Linked DNA regions of Homo sapiens: region 2 is linked to region 1. Evidence: read pairs that join two places in POLR2A ChIA-PET (ENCODE). Cell type or tissue: Panc1. All regions are shown on one strand. Links, peaks and the distances in the headings refer to the core of each region. The heading gives the core; the rest is flanking DNA.

Evidence for each region. ChIA-PET counts read pairs that join two places held together with the same protein. Peaks named below come from ENCODE experiments on the same cell type or tissue, not always from the same donor. Only the 100,000 strongest peaks of a DNase experiment are listed, where the experiment ranks them.
Region 2: POLR2A ChIA-PET joins it to region 1 with 5 read pairs; 2 of 35 experiments call an interaction of 5 or more read pairs at or near these places.

Annotation. Positions count from the first base shown.
Region 1 is chr1:202,691,989-202,694,906 of GRCh38, reverse strand. The region is part of intron 1 of SYT2 (synaptotagmin 2); the gene reads left to right. Among named protein-coding and RNA genes, the nearest start is that of SYT2, 17 kb to the left of the region's middle. In Panc1, for the core only: no CTCF peak of the experiment used is centred there; a DNase peak (open chromatin) is centred at 1,772; H3K27me3 peaks cover 211 bases.
Region 2 is chr1:202,605,199-202,608,116 of GRCh38, reverse strand. SYT2 (synaptotagmin 2) reads left to right here. Exons shown (of 9, transcript NM_177402.5): 2 at 2,328-2,522. The coding sequence starts at 2,345. Among named protein-coding and RNA genes, the nearest start is that of SYT2, 100 kb to the left of the region's middle. In Panc1, for the core only: no CTCF peak of the experiment used is centred there; no DNase peak of the experiment used is centred there.

The sequences.
Region 1 (2,918 bases), core at 303-2,802:
AGGTTTATATGAGTGTGGGTATAGACATGTTGGAGAGAAGAATGTATGCACAGTTGTCAACCAGTCAACTTATATAAATATATTAAAGTGTCGGAGGGGAGAGAAGGAGGAGGAGGAGGGAGAGGAGAGGGGTAGAGGGAGGAATAAGAAGGGGAAGAAGAGGAAAAAGAGGAACAAAGAGAAGAAGGAAGAGGAGAAGGAGGAGGGAAAGGACGAGGAGGTGGTGGTGAATAATGCTGGACATAATAGGGCTTAGCAGGGCGGAACCCCTTCCTTTATCAGTGCCGTAATGTTATTGCTGTAGTTAGGGATGGTGTGTGGCTTTGTGTGTGTGTGTGTGTGTGTGTAAATTCAGCCTCAGGAGACTTAAGTTATGATAGTCAAGCCTGCAATAGGGCAGGCAGGTGTCCCTCACCACGTGGGCAGGCTGCCCACTTAAATTCAGGATTCTGTGCATCGCCTACTAAAACAGCCTCTTTGTATGTGGTCTGTTTACACATGCTGAACATTTGCCCTGCCAGCAAGCCACAGTCATCCACCCTCAATATTGAAGGGAAAAAGAAGAGTCCAAGCCTTGTGAAGAATGCAGCTTCTAGATTCTTTCAGCAGGAATGCCAGTCTGGGGCTCAGGATAGACTCAGCTCCTTTTTTCTAACACAAATCTGATACCATTACACATGTATCCCAGGGGCATCTAAGGATTTATGCTAGAAAATGCATAAAACTCTGATATGGCTTGGATGTTCATCCCCTCCAAATCACTTGTTGAAATGTGATCCCCAGTGTTGGAAGTGGGGCCGGGTGGGAGGTGTTTGGGTAATGGGGTCAGATCCCTCATGAATGGCTTGGTGTCCTCCTCGTGGTAATGAGTGAGTTCTTGCTCTGAGTTCATGAGAGATCTGGATGTTTAAAAGTGTGTGGCACCACCCCCCGACCTTGCTCTGGCTCTTGCCATGTGATGTGCCTGCTTGCCTTTCCACCTTTCACCATGATTGTAGGCTTTCTGAAGTCCTCCCAGAAGCAGATGCTGGTGCAATGCTTCCTATACAGCCTGAAGCACCATGAGCCAATTAAACATCTTTTAAAAATATAACTTACCAGCCTCAGGTATTTCTTTGTAGCAATGCAAAAATGGACTAACACAATCTCAGCAACAAGAGGAGGAATGGACAGTGCATCTTTTTTTTGATACTGTCCCAAACTTGACTCCAGGGACCCACAGGAGGGTCACAGTCATGATCCTGGACTTTGGAGGTATGACCTTGAAAGATCTTTATTCCAAACCTCCAGCCTCTTGGCAGGACCTATCTAAATCGCCCCAAATCCTGTTACACATGCTCCAAATTTTTCTTGCCCTTCCAGTGGCTTCCTTCTTAGAAAGTTTCCCCTTTGGCTGTTTCAGTCATCAGTATAAGTCATGCTGTTTTCTCATACTCAGCTTCTCTGAAAGGACTTGTATCTCAGTATTGTAGGGTCAGGTGGTCATGCCCAGATGCAGGCGATGAGTAGAAATGAGAGGTTTGAACTGTGCACTGTACCCTTCCCCATGGTCTTGAAGGGTATCTGTCTTGAAATATGGTCTGCCTATTTATCTCTTTGGAATTAGTCTCTGCCACCTTCACTTAAATGGCCTCTTGGATTGTGTCATCAATTTGCCCCTGAATCCTCCGTAGCACCCTTGCAATTCTGGAAACCCCAACAGTATTTAGAAATGCAAGCCATGGCTTCTCCAGATGGGGAGGTTCAGCACCATGGACAGAGCTCAGTGCTGCCCTCCTCTGCTCACAGACAGTAGGGTCAAAAGCTGAGTGCTCGGGTGATGGATGCATCAATATCTCAGTAATCACCACTGAAGAACTTATTCATGTAACCAAACACCATCTGTTCCCCCAAAACCTATTGAAATTTTTAAAAAATTTTAAGCTGAGTCCTATTAACTTCCTCCCCCTCCTTCTCCTGCCTTATTAACCTCCTCTTTCTTTTTCAATAATATTTTTAAAACTTTTTTTTGTAGAGATAAAGTCTCACTATGTTGCCCAGGCTGGTCTTGAACTCCTGGGCTCAAGCCATCTTCCCACCTCGGTCTCCCAAAGTGCTGGGATTACAGGTGTGAGCCACTGCCCCCAGCCCTAACTTTCCAATTTTGGAGGTAGAAGCTGGCTGAGGAGAAAACTAGTGTTGTATAACATTGTTTCTGCCCTTTACTGACTGTAACATCTTAGCCAAGCCACCTCCTCTTTACGGGCCCCACTTTTTCATCTGTAAAATGAGGAGGATGAGCTCCAAGCTCAATCACACTCTGAGCCTGAGTGTCCATGATTGCCTTTTCCAGAAAGTCTTTAAAAGTAATCTTAACATGCAAGGCCTGAGTTAGAGTGGGGCCAGTTTAACCTGTAGGTGATAGAAAGCCATGACCTCAGGTCCTGCAATCTGGCAATGTTCTCCCAAAGTCAGCGCCTTGCATCTTTCTCCAGCTTGTTGAAATGTTTAGAGCAGGGGACTCTTCCCTGTAATATTTATTATCCCAGATACCTCATTGCCTGCCCCACCCATAGGCAAAATGCAGCCTTTCTTGGTGGGCTAGGTAGGTTTTTGTGGCAGGTAGTGGGCATGTGAGCTTAGCTGGGGATAGGGCCTCCAAATGAGGCTGGAGTTGAATAAGCACGCCTGGAGGGGAGCAAGCTACATAGGGGTTAGAGGGGAGAGCCAAGGCTTCTCTATGTCAGGTCAGAGCAGGGTACCAGATCTGGGCTCTCCCTCCCTCCCTCTGTCGCAGTGACACCACTTCAGTAGGAGAGCTGGGCTGCAGTGGGAACAGCCTGCAGTGGGAGGAGGAAGCATGGCTGGATAGAGTGGTGTGGAGCCAGATGTGAGTGGAGTGCTGGGCAGAGACTGGCAGCTCTCCAGAGCTATGAGGG
Region 2 (2,918 bases), core at 94-2,593, 87 kb after region 1:
CAAATCTATAGAGTCAGAAAGTAGATTAGTGGTTGCTGGAGCTGGGAAGAGGATGGGAATGGAGAGTGACTGCTAATGGGACTGGGTTTCTTTTTGAGGTGGCAAAAATGTTCTAACTTAGGTTATGCTAATTGTTCCACTATTCTGTGAATACAATAAAATGCACTGAACTGTGTACTTTAAAGGGTGACATATGTGAATTACATCTCAATAAAGCTGTTTTTTAAAAAAAAAAGGTCACAGAGCCCTGAACAGTGTGGTAGAAGTGAGGGGAGATGGACATGGCGGAAGGCCCTGGACACACATCTTTATCCCTTTGTGTGGCTACTTGCAGTTCCCGCCAAACCGGACCCATCTCTTTGTCCCCAGAGGCGAAGTCCAGTGGACCTTGGTTTTTCACTTCAAGACCAGTTTTGGGGTCAAGGCTATTTCAACATGGCAGACAGTAAGAGTTAAATAAATGCTTGGTGAATGAACCTACATTGCATCAATGTACAGGCCACCAGAAGTACTTAAGGCTGGAGCAGTCTCCAGGGCTGGGGAGGGGATCTCAGCAGGTTTTTAAAGGAAGGGACAGAACTTAAGAGCTCCTAAAATGTTCCTTCAGAAGAACCCTGAGTCTAGAGGAGAGTTAACTCATACCTAACGTGCAGTGAGAAAAGTCTCACATTTTTTCTTTAAATTCTTGTGCTGTATGCATCCTACTCTATTATTTCCAGCTTGTTTTAATTTAAAAATACTGTAAATTGCCATTCAGTAAAACGGATGCCTCAGGGAGTTGTGCTGTTTATTCTTGCATCCTGGAATACCTGTGGGTGTATGCTGCTATGTTCCCTCAGAGGAGCCCAGTCAACAAATACCCAGAGTGCCCGCTGTGTGCTTGGCACAAGGGGTGCTGTTGCCAACACAGGATCTGCCCTCATGGGACTTTCAGTTGAGAAATAAGTGCATAGCCCTGAGGAGCAGAAAGAGCTTGGTGGAGAGGACAGAATTATGGGGGGCAGAGTTTGGAAGCTCGTAAGAACATTGCCTTAAATGAAGACCAACATTTATGCTCAGTGTTTTACTAGGAAAAAGTTGAAAACTGCCTAAATGTCTACCAGTGGAATGGCTAAAAAAATTATGGTGTTACCATATAGTAGGATATTATGTAGCTATTTAATAATAAAAAACAATAAAGGAAAAGGCTTATGATGAAATTTTATGTAAAAAATCTTGAAAAAAAACTATACATAGTATGGTCTCAACATGTAAAACATACTCAGAAAAAATACCAGCATAGAATGCCCCAAATGCTAGTTGACTTTGGAGGGTAGAATTATGGGGGGATTTCTCTCTCTCTCCCCAAATTTTCTACAGTAAGTCTGGGTTATGTTATTAATAAACATCACATCTTTGATGCGGGAAGGCTAATCTACAGCTGCATGTGGGGGCAGGGCTAGAGATGAACCTGGAGTAGGGGCCACAGAGTAGACCGGGGAGGAAGGGCTAGAGATGGAGATGTGGGTGCCGTCTTCCTACAGGAGAGGTCAAAACAAACCCTGAGTGGGCACTGAGGGAGCCCGTGAAGAAACCGCAGAGAGCTGAGGAGTCTCGCGGGGCAGGAGGAGGAATTGGAGTCAGGGATGAGGAGAGTCAAGTGTCATGGAGCTGGGCAGAGATTCTAGGCAGAGTAGTATCTAGAAATCCTTGGAAGTCAAGGAGAGAGGTTGAAAGAGGAGCCCTCAGTGTAAAACCTTGTCTCCTTCCTAGAGTGGTGAGGTTAGATTTCAATGAGATATAGGAGAGTGATTAGCTATACAGGCTCTGGAGTTGGGCAGACCAGTTCAAACCTCAGTTTCAGAACTTACAGCTAAGTGACCTTGGAAAAACTATCTAACCTCTCTGAACCTGTTTCCCCATCTGTTAAATGGAACCAATAAAAACCATTAGGTTATTTTTTGGATTAGATGAATAATGCATGGAAAGTGTTTTGCACAGTGCTTGGCACATATATGTACTATTTTTTTTAAGAGACAGAACCTTACTTAATCACCCATAGCTCATGTAACCTCAAACTCCTGGACTCAAGTGATCCTCTATCACTTCAGCCCCCACTATGCCTAACTAAAAAAAAAAAATTTCTAAAGATAGGGTCTTGCTATGCTGCTCAGGCTGACTGTGTACTAATTGGATGATGTCTATTATTATTGGTTTACTACAGTTGTTAATATTATGCAAAATATCTTTGATCTATAAAGAGCTTCTCCTGGTCCTTTGGGCAGGGCTTTCTCAGGGTAAGACGACCTCTGGATGCTCACCCTGCCCTCTTCACCTCTCGTCCCCAGCTGTTTCCTCTGCCACCATGAGGAACATTTTCAAGAGGAACCAGGAGCCTATTGTGGCTCCTGCCACCACCACCGCCACGATGCCCATTGGACCCGTGGACAACTCCACTGAGAGTGGGGGTGCTGGGGAGAGCCAGGAGGACATGTTTGCCAAACTGAAGGAGAAGTTATTCAATGAGATAAACAAGATTCCCTGTGAGTGTCTCTGGTGGCTGAGAGGGTGGGGCAAGGCTAGAGTCTGGGAGAGGTGAAGAAGGGTGGGGATACCACTGGGATGTGATTGGCTGGGCTCTTTCCTAATGCTTAGATTTCAGGCTGGGTTTTTGGAGAGCCCCTGCAGGAATCGGGGAGGGGGAAGTAGGATCTGCCACTAATGTGGCAAACAAGGGGGTTTATGTGCGTCAACTTCTCAGGGGAAGAAAAGTTCTTATAACTTAAAAAACTGTCTAAAGATGAAACCAAAAGGCGATGAAAAATTATGAAACAGAAGTCACTATTCAAGTTTGCCAATAATACTTTGAAATTTATTTTGGAAGATAGAAAATAAAAGCCCTCTCTGCTTTTGAATTTCTGGCAGAGGCTGTATAGGAG